Linked DNA regions of Homo sapiens: all the other regions are linked to region 1. The links are chromatin contacts, found by Hi-C or POLR2A ChIA-PET in ENCODE. All regions are on one chromosome and are shown on one strand. Each heading gives the region's core, a stretch centred on a gene start or an enhancer-like site at or near the end of the contact. The rest is flanking DNA. Distances are from core to core; before and after follow the strand shown. Region 1 holds the start of VCP (valosin containing protein). Region 2 holds the start of SMIM27 (small integral membrane protein 27). Region 3 holds the start of TOMM5 (translocase of outer mitochondrial membrane 5). Region 4 holds the start of ZCCHC7 (zinc finger CCHC-type containing 7).

Evidence for each region. Hi-C counts contacts between places; a loop is a spot of excess contacts on that map. ChIA-PET counts read pairs that join two places held with the same protein, here RNA polymerase II (POLR2A). Pooled maps may share reads with other maps.
Region 2: a map of B cell shows a loop between it and region 1 (30-fold over the local background). The contact joins the promoter of SMIM27 here to the promoter of VCP in region 1. A Hi-C loop is called at or near these places in 1 of 168 maps with a recorded cell type or tissue (B cell), 1 of 37 single-sample maps with no recorded cell type and 7 of 50 pooled maps.
Region 3: a pooled map shows a loop between it and region 1 (11-fold over the local background). The contact joins the promoter of TOMM5 here to the promoter of VCP in region 1. A Hi-C loop is called at or near these places in 1 of 168 maps with a recorded cell type or tissue (CD8-positive, alpha-beta T cell) and 5 of 50 pooled maps. POLR2A ChIA-PET finds 5 or more read pairs at or near these places in 1 of 52 experiments (activated T-cell).
Region 4: a map of naive thymus-derived CD4-positive, alpha-beta T cell shows a loop between it and region 1 (16-fold over the local background). The contact joins the promoter of ZCCHC7 here to the promoter of VCP in region 1. A Hi-C loop is called at or near these places in 1 of 168 maps with a recorded cell type or tissue (naive thymus-derived CD4-positive, alpha-beta T cell) and 6 of 50 pooled maps. POLR2A ChIA-PET finds 5 or more read pairs at or near these places in 1 of 52 experiments (T-cell).

The regions. Positions count from the first base shown.
Region 1 is chr9:35,068,375-35,074,193 of GRCh38, forward strand. It overlaps VCP (valosin containing protein), which reads right to left and starts at 4,251. Exons shown (of 17, transcript NM_007126.5): 1 at 3,963-4,251. The coding sequence starts at 3,979. FANCG (FA complementation group G) reads right to left here. Exons shown (of 14, transcript NM_004629.2): 14 at 5,465-5,819. The coding sequence ends at 5,734. RefSeq lists a silencer at 3,329-3,958 and enhancers at 4,359-4,408, 4,609-4,748, 4,769-4,818.
Region 2 is chr9:32,548,718-32,554,536 of GRCh38, forward strand. It overlaps SMIM27 (small integral membrane protein 27), which reads left to right and starts at 3,610. Exons shown (of 2, transcript NM_001387564.1): 1 at 3,610-3,762; 2 at 4,084-4,290. The coding sequence starts at 3,718. The coding sequence ends at 4,206. TOPORS (TOP1 binding arginine/serine rich protein, E3 ubiquitin ligase) reads right to left here and starts at 3,869. Exons shown (of 3, transcript NM_005802.5): 1 at 3,717-3,869; 2 at 2,057-2,251. The coding sequence starts at 3,719. It overlaps NDUFB6 (NADH:ubiquinone oxidoreductase subunit B6), which reads right to left. Exons shown (of 4, transcript NM_002493.5): 4 at 4,284-5,227. The coding sequence ends at 5,159. RefSeq lists silencers at 1,870-1,929, 2,430-2,649 and enhancers at 2,929-3,643, 3,290-3,499, 3,510-3,839, 3,644-4,357.
Region 3 is chr9:37,590,728-37,596,546 of GRCh38, forward strand. It overlaps TOMM5 (translocase of outer mitochondrial membrane 5), which reads right to left and starts at 1,870. Exons shown (of 2, transcript NM_001001790.3): 1 at 1,685-1,870. The coding sequence starts at 1,805. RefSeq lists an enhancer at 1,467-2,226 and silencers at 3,185-3,479, 3,879-3,948.
Region 4 is chr9:37,116,955-37,122,773 of GRCh38, forward strand. It overlaps ZCCHC7 (zinc finger CCHC-type containing 7), which reads left to right and starts at 3,620. Exons shown (of 9, transcript NM_032226.3): 1 at 3,620-3,669. It overlaps LOC105376034 (a long non-coding RNA gene), which reads right to left and starts at 3,446. Exons shown (of 3, transcript NR_188580.1): 1 at 2,842-3,446. RefSeq lists an enhancer at 3,282-3,361.

The sequences.
Region 1 (5,819 bases), core at 3,001-5,500:
AATGGAGTCAGTAGATACTCCTGCCCCAAGCGCCTCGCCAGTCTCTAAAACTCATACTTAGGAAAGAAACAGTGAATAGATGAAGCTGTCCCTAGACCAGAAAGCTCAGATGAAGGAAAGGCAGCCAAGGTCACGAGGAGCAGTATCTACCATACATATTACAATACCCATTCCAGCAGCTCCTGGTATTTTGAGCGTCAGTGTCCCAGCTATAAGGCCCCAAGTGAGTGATCCTGCCCCAGGGTCAGAAAATAATGGCCTAAGAAGAAGACATAATAGAAATGGAGGCTGAATAGTTGTTAGAGAAATAAAAATAGTCTTAGACTTACAGAAGAGTGGTTAAGAGCAGGAACTCTATAGTCAGACCCATTGGGTCTGAATTCCAATTATGCCACTGCTTAATTGTGATCTTGGGCAAGTTACCTAACCTCTGAACTTTGATGTCCTCCTCTATAAAAGAAGGAATATAATACTTATCTCAGAGGCTTATTGTCTTAAGGGAGATAATGAATGTAAAATGCTTAACATAATACCTGGCACATGGTATTAATGGTCACCATGATTAACAGTATAGAGTAAAGCATAAGCTAACTTTCCAGGGAATTAAGTAAGCCAGACAACCTCCCTTGAGGCTCAGGGAGGCCTTAAGTTCTACCAAGCAAGCCTGGGGACAACGAAGCAGAATCATTGGTGCTACCCTCCTTATAGGCTAAACCTACTGATGCCAGGGCATTCCATAGTACCAAAGGAATGCCAAGCATAAAGACCATCATATTTGGAAAAAACACTAACAGACATCAAACCGCCAGAAAGAGGCTCAAGGTCAAAAGGAACTTCACAGTAATATCTGCAAAAGTACACAATTCCATAAAGTTGGCTCAAAAAATCAAAACCAAGAAATGCTGAGACATGGGGCAAATCCAAATCCCTCTCACCCAAATCAAAGTCGACTGGGTCTACACTCAGTGTTATTTCCTAGAAGCTAGGATCATTCACCAGACAGTGACACCAACTTATTACCTAGCCCGTTTCCAGCTGTCACTTACTAGACTCAGCAAGCTCCCTCTCCCTTTTTTTTTTTTTTTTTTTTTTTTTGAGATGGAGTTTCGCTTTTGTTGTCCAGGCTGGAATGCAATGCTGCGATCTCAGCTAACTGCAACCTCCACCTCCCGGGTTCAAGTGATTCTCCTGCCTCAGCCTCCCGAGTAGCTGGGATTACAGGCATGCGCCACCACACCTGGCTAATTTTGCATTTTTACTAGAGATGGGGTTTCACCATGGTGGTCAGGCTGGTCTCGAACTCCTGACCTCAGGTGATCTGCCCACCTCGGCCTCCCAAAGTACTGGGATTACAGGCGTGAGCCACAGCACCCAGCGCTCTCTCTTTTTTAAGAGCGGCCTCGTGTTAGTAAGGCTCAGGAAAACATAAGCATTAACCAAAGTAGGAAGGCCAGACAATGAAGGAAGCAAAGAAAATAAATTTTTAAAACGAATTTCTTCATTCAACAAATTCATGAGTCTCTATTATGTACCAGGCATTGTTCTAAGGGCTGGGGATACTGAAGTCAACAAAACAAGACAAAATAGTATTCCCATTGGAAATATCCTCACAATTTGCAAGAGACAAAGAAAAATGCTGTGCTCAGCTAGGAAGCCATGGGGTTCTTACATCTTTGGGTCCTGATACACCCAAGAGAAAAACAAACCCCATTCATCTAACAAAATGGTAGGCCTTCTGCTAACCCTCACACATAGGCTGCATTTTTAACCACTGCCTCTAAACTAGTTTCTAACGACAGTTTCCTCTGCTCAAATTTGCTTCCCCCATTCCAAAAGTCTGCCACTCCAGGCACAATGCTGCTGAGTAGGCAGACTCTTCCAATGCTTATCAACACACTAGAGGCCAAGCATGCTCAATGTGACAGTTGAGAGCAATGTAAACCCACGAGCTCTCCCACTCCTGTCCCATCAAAATACTCTTCCAGGGACTGCCCATCTTCTTGCTTGACTTATAGAACTGGGACTGGAGAAAAATAAAACGCCAGATGCCTCTAGTCACCATAGTTTTTTATTTTTTGAAACGGAGTCTCCCTCTGTTGCCCAGGCTGGAGTGCAGTGGCGCGATCTCCCTCACTGCAATCTCTGCCTCCCTGGGTTCAAGTGATTCTCCTGTCTCAGCCTCCAGAGTGGCTGGGACTACAGGTGTGCACCATCACCATGCCTGGCTACTTTTTGCATTTTAATAGAGATGGGGTTTCTCCATGTTGCCCGGGCTGGTCTCAAACTCCTGACCTCAAGTGATCTGCCTGCCTCGGCCTCCCAAAATGCTGGGATTACAGGCCTGAGCCACTGTGCCCGGTCAATAGTTTGTATTTTAATCTCAAAGCTGTATCCTAGGAAAACCTCCATTCTGCCTACCATCCCGGACTCTGGCTCTGGAGATGAGTGGTATGCCCTTTTCTTAAGGTAAAGCCTCTAATTCCCCATCTACCTACTGAGATCAGATGTGGTAATCTCTAAAAGACTGAATTTGGCCTGACCATGGGCCAACAGCAGTTCTGGACACTCTTTGGGGCAATCCTCCATTGTCTTCTGTATAAGTCAATCCCTTTCCAGAACTGCACAGGGGACTCCACGGGACTTGGAAGGGTTTCAGCTAAGAGTCATCAAGGTGACCAAGAGGTTAGAAACAGCTGATGATGCCAGGTTCCAAGAATTTTAGATTTTTACTTTTGAAAATAAGAGGCTGACTGCATATAAACCAAAAGAATACTTTCAGAATAAGTGACTCTTTTAAATAAGCAACTGAGTAATACTTTATCCGAATTCAGAAACTTGAGAAAAAGGAACACACCTCAAAAAACTAATCTCTTCAAGGAAGGAAGGTAATTTGCATAGAGTTTCCTTGGGCTGGCTGTGTTTTTTTTTTTTTTTTTTTTTTTTTTTTTGCCTCTAAAAGCTCTCTATTCTAAATTGAATGGGCTGAGGTAGCCAAGTTTTATCTAACGCTTTCCTAAGGATGGAGGTGGGGTCAGAAAGCCCCAGAGCCCGGGTAATTTCTCAATATAGCTGGTTGGGGAAAGGAGTGCGCGCACGTTTGTGTTTTTGAAGAGTTAGTGCAACTCTAAACTGCACACCACGAAACCTGGAAATCTGGAAAGGCGCACAAAACACGAACTGAGATTCCAACTTTAGCAAGAACCTAAAATGTTAAAGAAAAATTCCTTTCTCCCCACCCACGAGTCATAACATTAAGGAAAACTGGCTCAAACTTTCTAGTATGAACAACAGGCCTAAAGTAAGAAGACCAGAAGCGAAAGGTAGGGCTCGCCCTCTCCCTAACAGTCCTTCACGACTCAGGTCACACACAGAGGATGCCCACCTCCGGCCCCGCCGACCCGGCTCCAAAAAGGCGGCTGTGAGCTTCCCTGAGCTCGGCGGGCCTTCCCCGACCCCGGGCTCCGCCTCGGTGGCAGAGCTCCTGAGGCCTTCACATGGCGCAAAGTCCACGCCCACCGGGCCCGGCTGGGGCCTCGGGCTCGCGGGGCCTGCTCTCTCCGGGGACCAAAGGCTTTCGGCGGGTGGTAGGCCGGACGGCAGACTGGCGCCCCAAAGCCCCGGGGCGCCGCGCCGGCGGAGTGGGCCGGAAGACCTGGCCAGGCCCAGACGTCCGTTCTAAGGGAGCCAATCGGGCGGGCCGGGGCCTGCATGACACAGCACGATCCGGCCCAGGCTCCGACCCGGACCCAACGCAAGCCCCGCCTAGGGGGCGCGCGGGTGCGCAGCTGGCCCCAGCCGGGCCTGCCGGGTCCACGGCCCCTCACTCGCCCCCTAGCTTCCCTTCCCTCTTTCCTGGTCTCCACCTCTCTGACGCGCCCACGGCCAGGCCCCGCCGGGCCTACCCTGCGCGGCTGGTCCCGGTGCGCGCCGCCGCAGCAAGCGAACGGCGCGCGCACACTCACTCGGCTCCAGAAGCCATGGCGCGCGCCTCTCCCGGCCGGCGGCTGTGGCGGCCCGCGGGTAACGGCTACGAGCGGTGGCAAGCGACCGACTGGGCCGGGGCTCGGCTCTTCCAGGCGGTGGGCGAGCAGCGGCGACAAACCCGCAAGCGGCTTCCCTCTCGCTTCCTCCCACCGGCAGCGAGGCGTCGGGCGAACAACGCTGGCTCCTGATCCGCGAGGTGGCAGTGGCAGTGGCAGCGGCAGCGGCAGCGACGACTCAAACGACGGTCGCAGACGCTTCGCTGAGACTGAGCCGAGAAGAGCCGAATCATCGGAAGGGAAGCTGCTCCCACCTCAGCCAATCAGCGCCTGCCCTGCGGACTCTCGCCCGCCTCTCCGCGCCTCTCCCCAGCAACCCGCAGATCACAGCCAATCAGGAAATTCGCTTGCGGCCTGGCTCCCGCCTCAGTGATGCGACACGCCTAGTAACGCCACGTCAATTGGCCGCAACGCTACGCTTCCTCGACGGATTGGAATTCTCAGCCAATCAACGAAAGGAATAGGGCGAGATCGATTAGTGAAAGGAGACCCTTTAATCCCTTAGAGGCGGACTCTCCCACTTGGCTCCAGTTCATTGGCTCCGGAGTTTATCCTCCTGGAAGAACGTGGCACAATAGACTGAACCCTTGTATTAGTCTAGTCCTATTGTGGTAACCCATACACCCATCTTCTCCCAAAACCTGGAGATCTTCTAAGACGCCATCACCACCCTGACACTTCTTGCTCCTTCTCAACGCTGCCTCCAACCACCCCTACTCTGAACTTTCTGACTAGCACCCCACTCCTACCCCATTGTCACTGCACCCTCTGGTAACCCCAATCCCACAGCCTTTGCAGTTTCTCAGCGCTTGTGCCTTTCTTCCTCCCGTCATTAATATTAATACCTTATAATAAGGCACTCAAATCCAGAGAAGTCAAAGGGCAACCACAGAACACACAGCCAATTCAGTAGAACCCAAATTAGCAAGAAAACTGCATATGCTGGGACTTGAAAATCCTTGGGCCCCAAATAACAGGGGTCCCTGTTAGTAGTCAACAGGCAGCTGTTGGTGATATGCTGACTCAATTCACCTTTCACCCTGTACCCACACAGACACATTTGACTAAGACGAGTCGAATTTCTAGAATTTGGAATTAGGAAGGGAGTGAAGAGTTACTCTGAGAGAAACCTGCCTGTCTCTAAGTAACAGGTACCTGCCCTTGTCCTGAGAGGCCTATCTAGACCACCCTTCAGACCCAACTCCACTCATTGTCACTGTCCTGGGCTTTGGGGCTCTGCATTCAGGCAATGTGAAGGACTAAAGCCACTGCCTCCAAAGTGAGGATTCCTGTAGCCCTTTCCTCATACCCAGACTTCAAGTTCATAAGGTAGACGATGTCAGGAAAGGGCATCATAGACAACTAGCACTCAACTAGACGGTCACAAGCCTTCCCACGCAAGTATATGTAGTAGGCAGACGAGATAAATATGAAATTTTACTCGACAACAGAAAAGGAGAAACAGGAAAAAAGGTGCCTCGAGCAAAGTCAATGACTTGGTGGTGGCAGAGATTGTTTCCTCCAAAACGAGAATGGTAGTAACTAGGGCAAATTTCACAGGCCTACCACCAATCTCACCAGTCCAGGAATTATATAGGAATGGTCACATTCCTAATGATGGTGAAGCAGAAAGCCCTCCCCACAGAGAGACAGCCCACTGGGGACCCAGCTCAAGCTCTTCAAAACGTGGCAGCTACAGGTCACAAGACTTTGGCAGAGATGTCCGAAATTCTTCAAGGAAGGCGTCACGATCAGAGGGACGGATCCAGCTCAAATAGC
Region 2 (5,819 bases), core at 2,360-4,859, 2.5 Mb before region 1:
TCACACTTCCTAAACTGTCTCCCAAATCCTAAATGAAGTTCACCATCTTTAGTATAAACTGATTAAGCCAAAACTTCCCTTTCCCGAAAAATCCTCAAATCTGGCTTTAACAAGGATAATAACAATTCGGGGAAATTTCAGCTAATTAATATGGACACACGTCTAGGGAAAATGGATGGGGGAGATAAAGAATCAGGAAGCTCGAATCTACATTTCAGGAGACTGGATATTTGAAAAACTGCACAATGATATAAACGAAGTATAACTGCTCTGTAGAATTAAAGTTAGACTTACTACAAAAGTCATCTATGGCCGGGCGTGGTGGCTCATGCCTGTAATCCCAGCACTTTGGGAGGCCGAGGTGAGCGGATCACAAGGTCAGGAGATCGAGACCATCCTGGCTAACACGGTGAAACCGTCTCTACTAAAAATACAAAAAATTAGCTGGGCGTAGCGACGGGCGCCTGTAGTCCCAGCTAGTCGGGAGACTGAGGCAGGGGAATGGCGTGAACCTGGCAGGCGGAGCTTGCAGTGAGCCGAGACTGCGCCACTGCACTCCAGCCTGGGCGAAAGAGCAAGACTCCGTCTCAAAAAAAATAAATCAATAAAAATCAAAAGTCATCTATGGCATACACTGTATATAAAATTTAATCATCTGCTGATTACATTTGCGGGAGTGATGTTAATTTTGCTGCAGAGCCAAGGCTGAGAATCGCCACCACTTAGTAGGTGTGTAACCTGGAGGAAGTTTTTTCTCAAAATCTCACGTTTTCTCAATTCTAAAATGGAATTGAAAAGGTGGTTGTGTGACGGGACATATTTCATAAAAACCCTTAGCACAGTGCTTGATGCACAGTAAGAACTCAACAATGTTCTCTATGTTACGTGAACACGAAGTGAATTTCGGTAGCTCATCACCCATAACTGATTATATGGGTCCAGACAGAGGATAGTTTATAACAACAAAATAATCATCATACTTAATATAATTATTATACTTAATATTTCTAGGCAAAGTGACTAAAAAGGGTTCACGAATAGATGAAATAGAAAGATCACCCAAGTATTAAAAATAAACTGGTTCCTACCTCTTGCCACCTTAAAGAAATCACTGTACCTCTCTGAACTGCATTTAATCAACTCCAAAAGAAGATACAAAAGTCACAGGATCTCAGTAGATCCTATCAAATTTATCCAGATCCTATCAAATTTAATCCAATTCCAGCAAAAAGAATTGGCTGGGAACCGTTCGCCTCTAAAACCACTCATTCCAGACAAGTATGATTGATTTTAGCTGATTGTATAGCTTTCTTTGCATTTCATGGACAAAACCCAGAAAGCTCTCACCACTATTAACTTAAATCTTGGGCAGCTGTTTCTTAATTTATCTTAAATAATCTTGAAAATTACCTATCAAAAGGTCTACTCCGTTTTCCTCTTAAATCACTATGTGGCTCATCTCAGCACTGCCCCCTTCCAGCCTACAATCAGCAACCCATGAGGAAAGCTGCAGTAAATGGATGGATGAACAAGTCACGGGCAATTTCTGCTCAGAATGTTTAACACAACACAGACAAGTCCCAACTCCCAAAGCCACGGTGATAGTCGTTTACTTTGGTTCAGAACTGCCACTAGACTAAGATAAGCACCATGAGCATTACATAACCACAACGAACTTAAATATTGTTATTCCCATTTTACAGACAGGCTCAGGGATTTAAGGGACCTAGGCAAGGTCACATATCCTGTAAGTGGTGACGCCACGATTCAGTCTCATTGCTTTTTTGCTTTTCCCTGAGACCAAGCTCTTTCCAGTACACGGCCAGGCTCGCGCCCCTCGGGAGCGCTTGTGGGAAGCGCAACCCTCGCCTGCCCGCACCAATCCACAGGTGCGCGCAGGAGCCGCTCGGGGGCCCTGGCCCTGGCCCGCCGAGGCCCGGACAGCCCCGCAGGCCATGACCGCAACCCTCGGGTCCCGAGGCGCCGCTCCAGGCGGGAGCGCCAACTCCCACGGCCCTTCCGACCCCCGCGTCCCATTGTTCCGAATCTCACTCACCTCGGAGGATGCCGGCGCAGGCCTGGCTGGGGCGCTCGCCGCGAGCTCCCGGCAGCCCAGAAAGCTAGGTCGGTGTCGGCAGGATCCGCGAAGGCGTACCCGGCGACTTCTCCGCCTACCCTCCGAAGCGGGAGCAGGCGGGGGCGCTTCACCCTCCTCGCGAGACAGCGGAGACCCCAGCGGCGGCTGCGACCCCTGTGACGCAAAGGGCTCATCACCAATGGCAGCTCGGAAGCAGGGCAGAGAGCGAGACCCACCCCCCAGCTCCCGCGCATCAAAACACAACACCCGCCTTCCTCACGCATGCGCAGCAGATGGACGCCGGCCTCGGGGGCGGGGCTCAGCGCACCGGCCCAAATGCGGCCCCTCCCCCGCCGCTCCAGACCCCGGAGGAGGGCAGCGCGACCCTCCCCATCTTGTTACTGGTACTCAGCCACTGGGGACACTGACTGAATGTTCGCCCCTAACTTACCCGGAAAACACGAGAACTAGTTCGATGTCGTTTCAACCTTACCAAACTCTGCGGAAACTTAGGAAATTATCTTTAGTGTCTAGATAGGGGAATTGTTAGATGGACTTGAAGTCTCTCACCTCCTGTTGTACGCCTCCCGGAAGCAACACCAGGAGTCCAACGGGATCCCAAACCAGAGCCCAACCAGTATCCTATAAAGTCTTCAGAGAGGGATCCCCTCCAGGCTGGGGAGAAACAGGACAACCTAACAAAACAGGGCCTGGACTCCTCCCTAAACAGACCACGTTTTTCTCCGCTCTTCCCCTTCCCACTCCCTGAAATCTAGACTAAAACTCTTTTAAGATAACTGCGAGGTATAAAGAACGTCTAGAGCCTAAGCGGCCCGTTGCCAGATTCTACTCCTCAGGCCTCAAATGTGAGCGCCCCAAACATTCTAGAGCTGAACCTGGTACGCTCGCCCACCAAACTGCCGTGCTCGGGGCTTAGTATCTCACGCGCGGCAGTTCAAGAACATCAGACACGCTCAACAAACACTTGTTGCTTGACTGATACATTATGGCGGGTAACGCGTCCCACGTATTTCTTCTTAGAGATATACATTACGCTATACGTTTCTGAAGAATGGCTCGATTTACAGGGGTTCCCACAACGATTTGTCACATATAAAAGAGTGGGTGGTATTTTTACGTCAAAGATGAACAGGCGAACGTCCATCTAAATCGTGTGGTATCAGATGCGGGGAGGCGTGGGGGAGGGAGCGGGGGAGAAAGCGTTAATTCTTCCAGCTTTAGAGCCAGACGTAATATTTAAAACGTGGATTGTTTTTCAAATTAACTTTTAAATGGACACGACAGCACCTTATCCTGCATTAATATTGCATTGCAACTAGAAAGAAAACCAGTGGAGGTACGCCTATCTCCTTAGTTGGCAAAAAAAAAAAAAAAAAAGCAATTTTTAACATTTTCTCGTTTATTCCCCTCTCTAAAAGGCGGGCAAGGCCCCCGATCACGTGATACCGCCCCCCAACTCCGGGCGGAAGAGGCCAGCGACAGCGCTGCACGAAGCGAGTGGGCGGGCGCTCGTGCCCGGCTAAAAGATGGCTGCTGGCGCCTGGCAGCCACCGCCTGGGAGGTTACTGTAAGGCCCGCAGCTCCCGCCAGCTCCCGCGGACTGCTGCCGCCTCCTTACCATGAAGCCAGTAAGTCGTCGCACGCTGGACTGGATTTATTCAGTGGTAAGTCCCGGGGATCGCGGGCCCCCACCGTGTCGACTCACTGGGCCCGCAGGCGGAAAGGCCCTATTTCTTCAGCACCCAGAAACTCCAAAATCCATTCCTGAATTAAGCATTTCACTCCCTCACCTCGACTCCGCCTCTTCCTGGAGGATACGATCTTCCGCTTCTTACGTAAGGGCTGCTGGGTGTACCCGCCACTGGAACCCCATTTATTCGACTTTGTTACTTTAATTCCCACCTTAGCAATGGCAACGGTAACCTGACGGGGGCGAGGGGAAATATCAGGTAGATTTCACACCTCCTTTGCGATTTTTGGTTTAGTTGCTGCTTGCCATCGTTTTAATCTCCTGGGGCTGCATCATCTATGCTTCGATGGTGTCTGCAAGACGACAGCTAAGGAAGAAATACCCAGACAAAATCTTTGGGACGAATGAAAATTTGTAACTCTTCTGGATTTAATTATCTGAAAATACAGTTCTTTCCCTCATGCTTATGTAGATATAAAAATAAAATTCATAATGCAAAGTTCCCAAGTTTATTTTTGCATTATCCTTTATAACAAGCACTAGTATGCAAATTTTTCACTTAGAGATTTTAGTATTTTACATTCTCATGACAAAATTAACAGCAACCTAAATCTGACAGTCTTGAGTGTCAGATCATAGTTGGAATAAGCTTTTCAATCAAGTTTCTAAATTCTTCAAAAATGATTCGGAAAGCTTTTTTTTTTTTTGAGACGGAGTCTTGCTCTGTCGCCCAGGCTCAGTGGCACTATCTCGGCTTACTGCAAGCTCCGCCTTCTGGGTTCACACCAATCTCGTGCCTCAGCCTCCGCAGTAGCTGGGACTACAGGAGCCCGCCACCACGCCCGGCTAATTTTTTTGTATTTTTAGTAGGGACGGGGTTTCACTGTGTTAGCCATGATGGTCTCGATCTCCTGACTTCGTGATCTGCCCGCCTCGGCCTCCCAAAGTGCTGGGATTACAGGCATGAGCCACTGCGCCTGGCCGGAAAGATTTCCTTAAAACAAAAGTGCATGGAATTGCTGTTCTTACATTTGTTTATTGTGATATTTCACTGTTGCATACCCTGATACCAAATTAGTGTAAGTACTGTGTAAGAAAAAAACAAACAAACATGTAACTAAATACTTTTCCATACCGTTTTCCAAGTCAAGAATGACCAGAAAAAGTAGGTAGTCTCTCATATTTGTTTAGCATGTCCACTTTTTACTTATTGTTAAATTACTCAGTCTCAAATTGTACAATGCTTGAAAACAGATATGACAATTTCTGAGATTAAACTTTATTAAAGTTACTTTTCCAGAAAATTCAGTAAATATGGTAATATAGGAACAAACTTAGGCTCATAAGCCTTTTAACTTTTTACATAATCTTTAATGATGTTGATCAGGAAATTCTTTCATTGGTGGAATTACTTCTCCAGTCTCCAGAATTGTATCACCCTAGGAAAACAAAGATACAGTTAGTACAAAAATCTTAAGTCTACAGAGGTGATAGTTCTATTCTGTTCTATGTTCATCAGATCTCACATGGAAAATGTACTTGAGTTCTGGCATTCCCTTTAAAAGGACCCTAGACAAAGTAGAAGCTGACTAAATCTGAACAATCAGTATTCAAAATTTTAAGGTATAGTGAAATAATAGGGAAATTTTCACTCAGAAACAAAATAATCAAAAAGGGCACGAAAATTGTGTTCTCTAAGTGATAAAGGGATAATCTTTTATTTTGTATGACCCCAATAAATGGAGGCCCCAGAAAGAAGTTGCAAGGAAACATCTGCAGTTCCAGATAAGGAGGTAATGTACCCCCAGCAACTGAATGTGTTACGCAATCACCAGTTTTCTGATTGGCTTACATACTGAATACAGAATACAAACTTTGGCTAGGCAGCTGGTCCAGATGTCTTTTCAATTCTTGATATAGATGTGGGCAAAAAGGCATGGGCATTGAAGCCAGAACCAAGTGGTAAGAATCTTGGAACCTCCACTGACAAGCTGTATAGTTTTAAGACAGATTATTCAATTTCAGTTTCAG
Region 3 (5,819 bases), core at 620-3,119, 2.5 Mb after region 1:
CAGGAGGCAGGAAATAAGTAAATTTGGGAGTTGCAAGAAGCTGTTGAACTAGGATGATACGGGTGTTTCTGTTCCCCAAGACTCGCTCTTCTGTGAAAGCAGAGTAATACCATAGACAGTGAAAGAGACACAGAATAAGGGACATCTCAGTATCAGTGAGCTCTGGCCTAAGCCCAACATGAGCCTTCAATAGGATGACTTTGGTATGGCCTTCATTTATTTGAACCATCCCTGCCGCTCCATCCAGACTGGCTGGCCAATAATATACAGCAAGGAACAATGGAAAGGATACTGAATTGAGAACGAGAAGGCAGGGCATTCGAGAACTGATCATAAAGCTGCTTCCAGTTCTTATATTCAGTGTTCCTATAACTCTGATACCTTCCTTCCTTGCTAAGTCCCCTCTGAAAATCAAGTTCTCATTTGTAAAATGATATAAAGAATCTTAGGCCCTGCCTCCCTCAAAGGTCCACTGTCAAGACTATATAATGGGAGTAACTTCCTGTCAATTTTAAGATATAGAAAAAAAAACCTCAAATATTTGCATTAATCCTATAGACTCATATTCTTTTTTCCCATTTTTTTCCAAAAAACTAATGACTCACTTCACCCTCTATACAAAGAAACAGAAATGAAGCAAAACTTTTTGGATTTCAAAGGTCAGCACTTTTGAAAGGGAAGGAACCCGGCCGCTGGTTCACGCCTGTAATCCCAGCACTTTGGGAGGCTGAGGCAGGTGGATCACCTGAGGTCAGGAGTTCGAGACCGGCCTGGCCAACATGGTTAAACACCCATCTCTACTAAAAATACAAAAATTAGCCGGGCGTGGTGGCGCGCGCCTGTAATCTCAGCTACTTGGGAGGCTGAGGTGGGAGAATGGCTTGAACTCGGGAGGCAGAGGTTGCAGTGAGCCAAGACTGCGCCACTGCACTCCAGCCTGGGCAACAGGGCGTGACTGTGTATCGAGGAAAAAAAAAAAAAAGAAAAGAAAAGAAAGGGAAGGAACCTGGTACTGAGTTAAGAGTTCTGGATTTTAGGTCAAGATCATTCACTGAATCGCTGAGTGACCTTTGGCCAGCCTTCCCAAGAAGGCTGTTTCTTCCTTCTAGAACTATGGTTCTGTTTCTCTGTTTCTCTGTCTGCAAAAACGAGGGAGTTCCTCTAGGGATAATTACTTGAGCTCTTTCAGCTCAAACATTCTTTTTTTTGAGATGGAGTCTTGCTCTGTCACTCAAGCTGGAGTGCAGTGTCGCGATCTCGGCTCACTGCAACCTCCGCCTCCTGGATTCAAGCAATCCTCCCACCTTAGCCTCCCGAGGAGCTGGGATTACAGGCGCCCGCCACCACGAACTCCTGACCCCAAATGATCCGCCCGCCTCGGCTTCACAAAGTGCTGGGTGGGATTACAGGTGTGAGCCAACGCGCCCGGCAGCTCAAACATTCTTCAAGCTGGGAGAACCAGGATGATTAAACACGCGCGCCGGCCACCACGTGCACTTCAGTGCCCGGACCCTGACCCGCAGACCTCAAACCGCGCATATGCCCGTCGCCTTCAACGCGCACCCTCCTTGCTCCCCGCTACCGTTCAGCTCAGTTCGAAGGCCCCGATGACCCCTTAGAGTTAAGGGGTGCCCGTCGGTGAGCTCCCCGCTGGTCTCACAGTCACAGCCCGGGAGACACTCACTGACTCGCAGGAGGGCCACGTAGATGAGAAAGTTCCGTATGGAGGAGATCACATCCTCGCGCATCTTCCGTTTCATCTCCTCCGGGTCCAGCTTCGGCGCGAGGCCCTCAATCCGGAACATCGCGGCTCTGACTTAGCAGCTTCCAGCCGCCGCGCTCTGCTCTCCACGGTGGCCGCCTCGCGCCCGGAACTCGGCCTATCCTCACTTCCTGTTCCCGCCCTCTCGTTGCCACACTCGACGATGGATGCCTGCACGGGACAATCCACGTCCTGACCCAGCTGATCTGAAGTGCGGTGTGAAGCGGGCGGCCGCAAGCTCAGCAACGCAGGCTCTGGTTTCTCCACGCTGTCTTTAATAACATCTGTCATACAAAAATCAGCCCGGCTCGGTGGCGCGTGCTTACAATCCCAGCTACTCGGGAGGCTGAGGCAGGAAAATCGCTTGAACCCAGGAGGGGGATGTTGCAGTTAGCCGAGATCGCGCCACTGCGCTCCAGCCTGGGCGACAGAGCGAGCGAGACTCCGTCTCAAAATAATAATAATAATAATAATAATAACAACAACAATAACATCTATCTTGAGCCTGGAGCGCTGCGCTGTAAAGTGCTTTTACGCGCTGGAGGGGGCTGTGCACATAGGTACCACTGTAAACAGTGATAACTAACATTTATTGAATATTCAATATAATTGTCCCCCGTGAATTCGATATTATAATCTTCGTTTCCTAGATTAGACAATTGAAGCACAGAGATCTTTAAAACATCTTGCCCAAATGTGCTTTAATTTTTATTTATTTTTTTATTGCTAATTGTGGTGGTTGAGACTGTTCTGGAACTCCTGGGTTCCAGGATCCAAGCGATCCTCCCGCCTCGGCCTCCCAAAGTGCTGGGATTACAGGCGTGAGCTATCGCGCCTGGCCCCCAAATGTGCTTAAAAATACCTCAGAGGGGGAAAAAAGTATTGAGAGAGATAAGTGATGTCAGCAAAATATTAAAAACTGCTGGTGACTAGTACTTCATTTTAGTTAATTATTCTAGTCTTTCTTGAGTATGTTTGAAACTTTACATAAGTTAAAACAAAGAGACAAAGATGAAACTTTTTTTTTTTTTTTTTTTTTTTTGGAGACAGAGTCTCGCTCTGCCGCCCAGGCTGGAGTGCAGTGGCGCAATTTCAGCTCACTGCAACCGCTGCTTCCCAGGTTCAAGTGATTCTCCTGCCTCAGCCTCCTGAGTAGCTGGGATTACGGTTGCGCAGCACCACGCCTGGCTAAATTTTGTATTTTTTGTAGAGACGCGGTTTCACCATGTTGGCCAGGCTGGTCTTGGAAACTCCTGATCTCAGGTGATCTGCCCACCTCGGCCCCCAAAAGTGCCGTGATTACAGGCATGAGCCACCGCACCTGGCCTTTTTACAGATTATTGAAGCACAGAGGTCTTTAAAATACTGTTAGCCAAGTAACACAATATGTATAAAGCAAGTTCAAATCTGATCAGCATTTTACAGATGAATAGAAAGAGGCTCAGAAACCAAGTCCAGCTTTGGTGTGAAGCCCTTTATCTGGAACATCGCAGCTGAAGTCTAAAGTGCACTAAAGTCTAGTCATTCTGCTGGTGATGCACGGGCAGGGTTCTAATGCAGATAATTATCATGTCAAGTTGAATTATCTTTCCCCTGCACCCTACTGCTCATCTGTTAGTCTTTAACAGTTAGTGCCCACATGGATGGACATCGCTAGAGTCAAGAGTTTGATGCAACCAGATTTCCTGTCACAGAAGCATCCAAACAGAGTTAGTAGGCTGCTGCCCCAAGTTACGCATGCCAACTAGCCATATCTACTTCTTACACGCAAGCCAGATGACTGAATTGCTCACATAATTCAAAACCAGAATGTTCCTTCTTGACTGCATATTGCATAGCAACAATGGACTTTGGATAAATTAGGACAATAATTTACTATGAGAGCAACTAATAACTATATGCACGGTCAACTTTCTGGTTGACAGAATGTAAGGCACTGGGGCAAGAAAGGGAACTCATCTGCTTATTCCAGCTTTAGCAACCTTTTGCATCTGTAATTCATGCAATGGAATAGCAGAGGCAGCTCTGGAATGGGAGGGGCTGACTCCCAAGGAATAGCCTCCAGCCAACCCTTGGTGAGTGTTTAGAAAGCCTGCAGTGATGTTGAAAGCAGCAAGAACTGCGGAAAGAACATGAACAGGAACACTGGAGACATGGACTCTAGATCTGGCACTGCTGCCAACTAGTGGTGTGATGAGGGACGAGTATCTGATTTCACTGCAACTCCATTTCTTTCTTCTTCTTTATTTATTTATTTATTTATTTATTTTAGACTGAGTTTTGCTCTGTCGCCCAGGCTGGAGTGCAGTGGCGTGATCTTGGCTCACTGCAACCTCTGCCTCCCGGGTTCAAGCGATTCTCCTGCCTCAGCCTCCCGAGTAGCTGGGACTACAGGCGTGTGCCACTACGCTCGGCTAATTTTCTTTTTTCTTTTTTAAGAGATGAAGTTTTGCTCTGTCGCCCAGGTTGGAGTGCAGTGGTGTGATCATAGCGCACTGCAACCTCACACTCCTGGGCTCAAGCAGTCCTTCTCCTGCCTTAGCTTCCTGAGTAGTTGGGACTACTGGCACGTGCCACTACACCTGGTTATTTTTTTCTATTTTGTTAGAAATAGAATATTGCTGTGTTGTCCAGGCTGGTCTCAAACTCCTGGGCTCAAGTAATCCTCTTGCCTCAGTCTCCTGACCGAGGCATGAGCCACTGCACCCAGTTCTTCCATTTGTTTAGTTGGAAAGGGAAGGCATATATTGAGATGCTTTTGAAAGTTTCTTCCAGTTCTAACAGTCTATGCATTTTTTAAAACCACCTATGCATCTTGAATTTTAATTGTGTCATCTAGAACTTTCTGTTATGGAGTGTATGACTTTGAAAATATCATCAAATATGGTCAGACATCAAAATGGTCAGTGTGTGTGTGTGTTCCACGATAGGATGGATGTAAAAATAAGGCATATCTCATCCATCCGAATAGTGAGGCAAAGTGATTGGGAAGGGGTGAGTTCTTGTTACGTGGTTCCAGTAACTTCAACCCCTAATGCTGATAAAATTTAGAAAAACAGCTCACATATGAAACTATCAATTTATTTTCTCTGCAGAGATGCTTTTGAGTAACTTTCATAGGAAATGAAAGACGGGATAAATTAGCCAAAAATAATGTTTCTTGGTGAAAAGAACAGATTTTAAGCATTTGAATTTTATTCCCTAAATTAAAGCAGTACTTTCTTAAATTAATTTTTTGAGACAGGGTCTCGCTATGTTGCCCAGGCTATTCTCAAACTCCTGGGCTCAAGGGATCCTCCTGCCTCAGCCTCCCAAGTAGCTGGGATACAGGCAAGCGCCACCATGCCCAGCTAAAGCAGCACCTTTACACCCGGTAGGTGATATGGTAGCAAACGGCTAGCCTGTTAAAGGGCAGTATTATTTTCATAACAATTTTCTTAAGTCTGGTGCTTGCGTACCTGTAGAGACAGAAGTAGGTAGTGGATAGAAATATGGGGTAGCTAGATCTTGGAGTGAAGAATTGGTGTTGGTTACAGGCTAGGAGGATGACCCATTCCTGTCTCAGATACGTTCCTCCTGGTGAATTCAGTTTTCCCCTTGCATGGTTCATCTAGTTGTAATGAAGGAAACTCATGAAAAGAGATTCGCTTCTCTTTTTTGGCTTTTTAAAAAAGTGCTTATTTATTTGGCATGTAGGTGGTGGTATTGTCCAATGACAGTGGGTTTAGGTGAGGCAAATTGAGAAAATATGCTTCAGGAAGTCAACATTGGATGGAGCTATTTCATATCTTGGACCCCTCATTCTTCCTCAATGATGGGATGATTAGAGGTTGGGTCTAATCTTTAAAGTTGCCCACATTTCTAAAAATGCTGTAATTCTGTGTTCATCTTTCCTGTTCTTCCTACATAACCTTGAACTAAAAGCTAAGAGCAAAGGATTCACTGTGATTTGCCGTGGAAGGCAAAAATAAAAAGTATGCGCGCATAATTTAATATTGATATTTGTATTATTTAGTCTGATCACAGAGGAAATGGGAGCTGATGTCACAGCCTGTCT
Region 4 (5,819 bases), core at 2,370-4,869, 2.0 Mb after region 1:
TTTGAGTGGAATGTCATTATGAAGCACATAACTATTATTTCCTATACTTGTGGCCTTCTATAAGTTTTACTTAGCCTTTCTACGCCTCTTTTCTTTTTTTGTGTGTGTGAAATTGGAACTTAAAACATCAACTTGAAAGTATTGGTGGGGCTGAGTGTCTCATGCCTGTAATCCTAGGACTTTGGGAGGCTGAGGTGGGGGGATCACTTGAGGCCTGGAGCCCAGAAGCTGGAGACCAGCCTGGGCAATACGGGGAGACCCTATCTCTACAAAAAAGTTTTAAAAATTAAAAAAATAATTAACTCAGCATGGTGGTGTGTGCCTTTAGTCCCAGCTACTTGGGAGGTTAATGCGGGAGCATCATTTGGGAGATAGGTTTCAGTGAGCTGTGATTACACCACTGCACTCCAGCCTGGGTGACAGAGCAAGACCCTTTCTCAAAAAAAAAAAAAAAATCCACAAAGTGTTGTCGAAATTTAAAATATTATAATAGATGGACAGGAGTAATCCTGGCAATATATTTTTAAATTTTTAAAAAGGTGACATTTGTTTTACACAATACATATTACCAAAACAAACAATCTAGTCATCTGTGATGTGCTTCTATGCCTGTTTTCTTTTCTGGAAAGTGGTTCTCCAATTTTACCTTTTCATAGTACCTTGTCCTTCTCCTTCCCAGCACTTACCCCATAATGTTAATTAAATGTTCTAATTCTTTTCTGGCCAAACTCCTAGACTATAACTGTTTTCCTAGCTAGATGCCTATCTCTATGAGATCAGTGACTTAAAAATTTACAGCTTTTCTGCACTTTCTAACACCGTCTTTTAACAGATAGATGTTCAATAAACGTTGGTGAAAACAATCAAACTCACACTTGTCTTGAGGAGAATTGAAATAGGCCAATGAATTGGCAGTGTGTCATTATGAGAGGAGAAAAATAGTTCAGAGCAGTCTAAGTTACGTTAAAGGTATGCAAAAATAATTTTTTTAAAAATTAAAGATATGGGGTCTCTCATCCAGGCTGGAGTGCAGTGGTGTGATCACAGCTCACTATGACCTTGAACTCTCAGGCTCAAGCAATCTTCTCACCTTGGCCTCCTTAGTAGCTAGGAATACAGTTGTGTGCCACCACGCCTGGCTAATTTTTACTATTTAAAATTTCTTATTTATTTTTATTTTTATAAAAAGATTTGTTTTTTTAAATTTATTTTTATATAATTTTTTAATTAAGAAAAGGATCTTATTTTAAATATAGATGGGGTCTTCTTATGTTGCCCAGGCTGGTCTCCAACTCCTGAGCTCAAGCGATCCACCTGCCTCAACCTCCCAAAGTGCTGGGATTACAGCCATGAGGCACCTTGCTTGAGCTTTAAACATTTTTGTTCAGACGGTCTCATTCTGGAGTGCAATGGTGCGATCTCGGCTCACTGCAGCCTAGACCTCCGCAGTTCAAACCTCAGCCAGGAACAGCTGGGACTCCAGGTGTGGGCCACCACGCCCTGTTATTATTATTATTTTTTTGACACGGAGTTTCTCTCTTGCTGCCCAGGGTGGAGTGCAATGGCGCAATCTCGGCTCACTGCAACCTCCGCCTGCCGGGTTAAAGCGATTCTCCTGCCTTAACCTCAGGAGTGGCTAGGATTACAGGCATGCGCCATCACGCCCGGCTAATTTTGTATTTTTACTAGAGACGGGGTTTCGCCATGTTGGTCAGGCTGGTCTCCAACTCCTGACCTCAGGTGATCCGCCCGCCTCGGCCTCCCAAAGTGCTGGGATTACAGGCGTGAGCCACTGCGCCCAGTCGCCCAGTTAATTTTTAAATTTTTAAATTTTTTTGTAGAGACAGCGTCTTGCTATATTACCCCGGCTGGTTTCGAATTCTCGGCCTTAAGCTATCCTCCCACTTCGGGCTCCCAAACAGGTGAGAGCTACCCCATTAGCCAGGCAGGCATTCAAACTTTATCAGGCCCAGAGGGACTTGAGTATGGTACTTCAGTTAGCACCATCCCATGTAGGTGGTGGTGGGGGTGGGGGTGGGGGGTAGGGGTGTGTGGCAATTGTTTAAAGGCATTTTGTTCTTTTCTTCCCAGTACCTGCATCACCCTTTATCTTCGTGTTCCTAAAATTTGTGATAGAAAGAACAATGTGTAGCCAATGGATAGCTTATGTTATTTTAGTGTCAATTCTTGGTATGTAGTTTAGCAAAAGCCTCTTCTTTTTTCCTTTAAAAATTCACTCGTGGCCGGGCGCGGTGGCTCACGCCTCTAATCCCAGCACTTTGGCAGGTCGAGGCCAGGAGTTCGAGACCAGCCTGGCCAACATGGTGAAACCCCGACTCTACTAAAAATACAAAAATTAGCTGGGCGTGGTGGCAGGCGCCTGTAATCCCAGCTACTTCGGAGGCTGAGGCAGGAGGATGGCTTGAATCTGGGAGGCGGAGGTTGCAGTGAGCCGAGACCGCGCCATTGCACTCCAGCCTGGGCAACAACTGCGAAACTCCGTCTCAGGAAAAAAAAAAAAAAAAAAAAAAAAAAAACCATAAAGAAAGAAAAAAATTCACTCGTAGCTGCTACAAGAAGTGTAATGGCTCATGCCTGTGATCCCAGTGCTTTGGGAGACAGAGGTGGGAGGATCGATACCTTTAAGCCTGGAGCTTCACAAGACAAAGAACTCAGTTGAAACTGCTGCTTATCGGATCACATATTAAGGGCAACTTGAATTGATGATCCCAGGTTGCCCTCATCAAACTTGGCCCAAATAAATTCTCCACTTATATTAACTTTGCCTCAGTTTTTCCTTTAGGTCGACAGTTATTTCTAAAGTTCTACAGATGGGTTTACCTTGTATTAAAATAAGGTGTGAGAAGGGCAAATGAAGCCAGAGGCTCCCAGCACAATCTTGCAACCTTCAGAGACTTCCAAAGGATCAGCATTAACTCCAATATTTAGCAGGAGTGCAGCTCTTCGAGATTCACAAAGTGTTAATCTGTTGCCTAGAATTCCAGAGAGTTGGAGGCGCCCAGTGTGAACTGTGTTCCGCCTAAAAGAAAAAGCGACCAGCCTAAGATCATGAGCGCAAGGGAGAAGCTTGAAGCCATGCGCTCTCAAGTACGCGTTTCCCGCTGCCCAGGTCTGCGGGCCAAGCAGCCAGCCACGCTGGCCCTCGTCATGCACGCGATCAGCTAGGCTCCCGCGCCACGTGGCACTGAGAAGGCGTCCACCGAGCGCCAGGGAGAAGGAGGCGGAGCCCGGCCTCAACCTCGCCCGTGTCCTCATGGGGGTTGTAGTTTTCCTCGCGGGGGTAGAGGGCACGAACTCCCCGGCTTTTGCCCGGTAAATAGCATCTCCTTCGTACGAGTCATTCAAATAATAGATGCAGCCTAGGTAGCTTCAAGAGAAGTTGGGAAGGGGAAGGGGGAAAGCAAGGAAGGCAAACCTAATAATTATGGGCGGGGCAGAGAACGGTTCGCACCCACTACGCATGCGCACATCAGGCGCGGCAGGTGGGCGGGGACGGAAAGGCGGTGACTAGAGCTGTGTTGTCCCCGGAAGTGCCTTCCCTCCCGGGTCTGCGCGGACGCGGCCTCCTTACCTCATTTGTCCTCGCCCCTCCCCGTCCCTCTACGCGTTTTGGTTCCCGGTTGGTGCTTCCTGTTCGCAGCTGCGGCAGTGAGTATGTGTGTGACGGACCCCCGCCGCCCGCGGCTCGGGACCCCTGCCTACCCTCCTTCTTGCCCGCCGGGCTGTGGAACTAGCGCGTGCCCCCTCGCCGGCCTCGACGTCTCCCGTCCGCCCCTCACTCGTGGCAGGGCGCAGCTCCTGGTCCGTCACCTGCGCGCCGCCCCACGCGGCCGGGCTGCGGGTCTAGGGGGTCCGCGTCTCCCTGGCTTTCCAAGGGCTAATGCCGTGATTCTAGAGCGGCTGGGCGTCTAGGGCCTCGGTGAGGGTGGCGTGTCTGCCCTTTTTATTTCCCCGCAAGGCCCCCAGTCTTCTAGGGAAGCCAGTCAGTGAAGCGCGGAGGTCCCGGCGCGCCGAGAGAGAGTCCAGTCTTTGAGGACCGAGTAGTCCTGGGCCACCTCCCGCCTCTGCTGTCAGAAGCAGCAGCTGCAGCAGTAGAATCCAAAATTTCGGGAGCTGTGACCCTTTCCTCATGTAAAACGAGTAGACTTGGACTGTGTTTACTAAGGCGCCCTTTATCCCTCCCATCCTGTGAGCGGACAGTTGCCTTCAACTTTTGGGAAGAGCTGCTGGTTCGGTGGAAAAGCTGTGGCTGGGAATCAGGAGGCCTGGGTTCTAGCCGTGGCTCCCCCACGGATTCGCTGGCGATTCCAGAAAGCTCTTATTGAAGCTGAATTTAAGATTATTTCAGATTGCACAGTTGAATTACGGGCTGCATTAGTAGGGCCTTTTTAGCTCAGTGAATAAGTTTCTCTGAGCTCCTTTCTCCAACTATAAAACGAGAGCGTTCAATTTGATGACTTTTCAGGTCCCCTCAGAAGCTCTTGACTTTGTGGTTTTCTTTTTCTTTTTAAAATTTTTTCTAGGACCGTTAGAGAAATGACTTCGTGTTTGAATAGTTAGGCTGTCGCATACAAAGACTTTTAAATGGATTGTGTGTATACTTAGGAAAGCGTTATGCTTTCAGGAGAATCTGAGCATGGGGAATAAAGTCAGGAAGGATCGCAAGTGAGGATTATATTAATATGATAATTAGCACGGTAAGAGACTGCATGACCGAAGGAAAAGGGCTAAGGGAAAGGTGAAGGAAATGTTTCCGGATAGGATTAGTTCTCGTAAAAATCATATATATATCCCAAGAAGAGCTGGGACTTAAGTGACTAAATTTAGCTTATTTTTTTTCCCCCACTGAAATACTGTGCTCTGTTTGTCTTTTGTGACTTTTGTTTTACACATTTGGATTCTCCATCCCAATCAGATTTGATTCAGAGTGGCCATCGCATTTGAAAAATGGACAGACATTTTAACCCTTTAGACAATTGTGTTTCAACTGTCCTGTCAGGGCAGCTTACTAAGAGTAAGAAAAATTTTACTTTGAAAGTAAAGTGTATTCATCACATTCCAATGAAAATTGGACTGAAAATGAGGCTGTGGATTTGATTTAAATCGGCCGGAGATGGATGCGTGTGTCATCAAGAAGGAACATCTAGGGAGGCTAAAGATATTTGGAAGTAAATAAGAGCAAAAGGTCAGAATGACCAGTAGGTAGACTGTGAGAGCAGAAGGATTGATTAAAGACTGTGTTAAGTAAATGCTGAAAGCTTAAATAAGCCTTAAGTTGTCTAGTTTAAAACAATTCAGTCAATGAATACTGCTCCCTCTTTTGAATGGTAATAGCCTTTGCAGTTATTCTATAGCTGTTTTATATTTGTTAAGGTATTTTAATTCTTAGATAAGTTTCATTTGCATGATATTTTAAGATGTTATATAGGAAACATCTTTTCTGGTCATGGGATTGATAGTTTTTGAGTACCAACTTGGGAGATTCTTAAATGGCAAACTGACAAACGTGTGTTTTCCTTACACCTAAAATGTCTCATTTAGTTTTTAAACTCTGCTGGGACATAAAATGGATATTTGTGAGGTAAATTTAGGTGTTAGAACCAATGCAAATATTGCAATGAAGGAAGGTTTTTCTTCAAAAAATCTTAATTTGAAGTTAACTTATTTGAAAATTTTATTTTGGGCCATGTGCGGTGGCTCACGCCTGTAATCCAGGCACTTTGGGAGTCCGAGTGGGGCGGATCACGAGGTCAGGAGTTCGAGACCAGCCTGGCCAACATGGTGAAACCCGTCTCTGC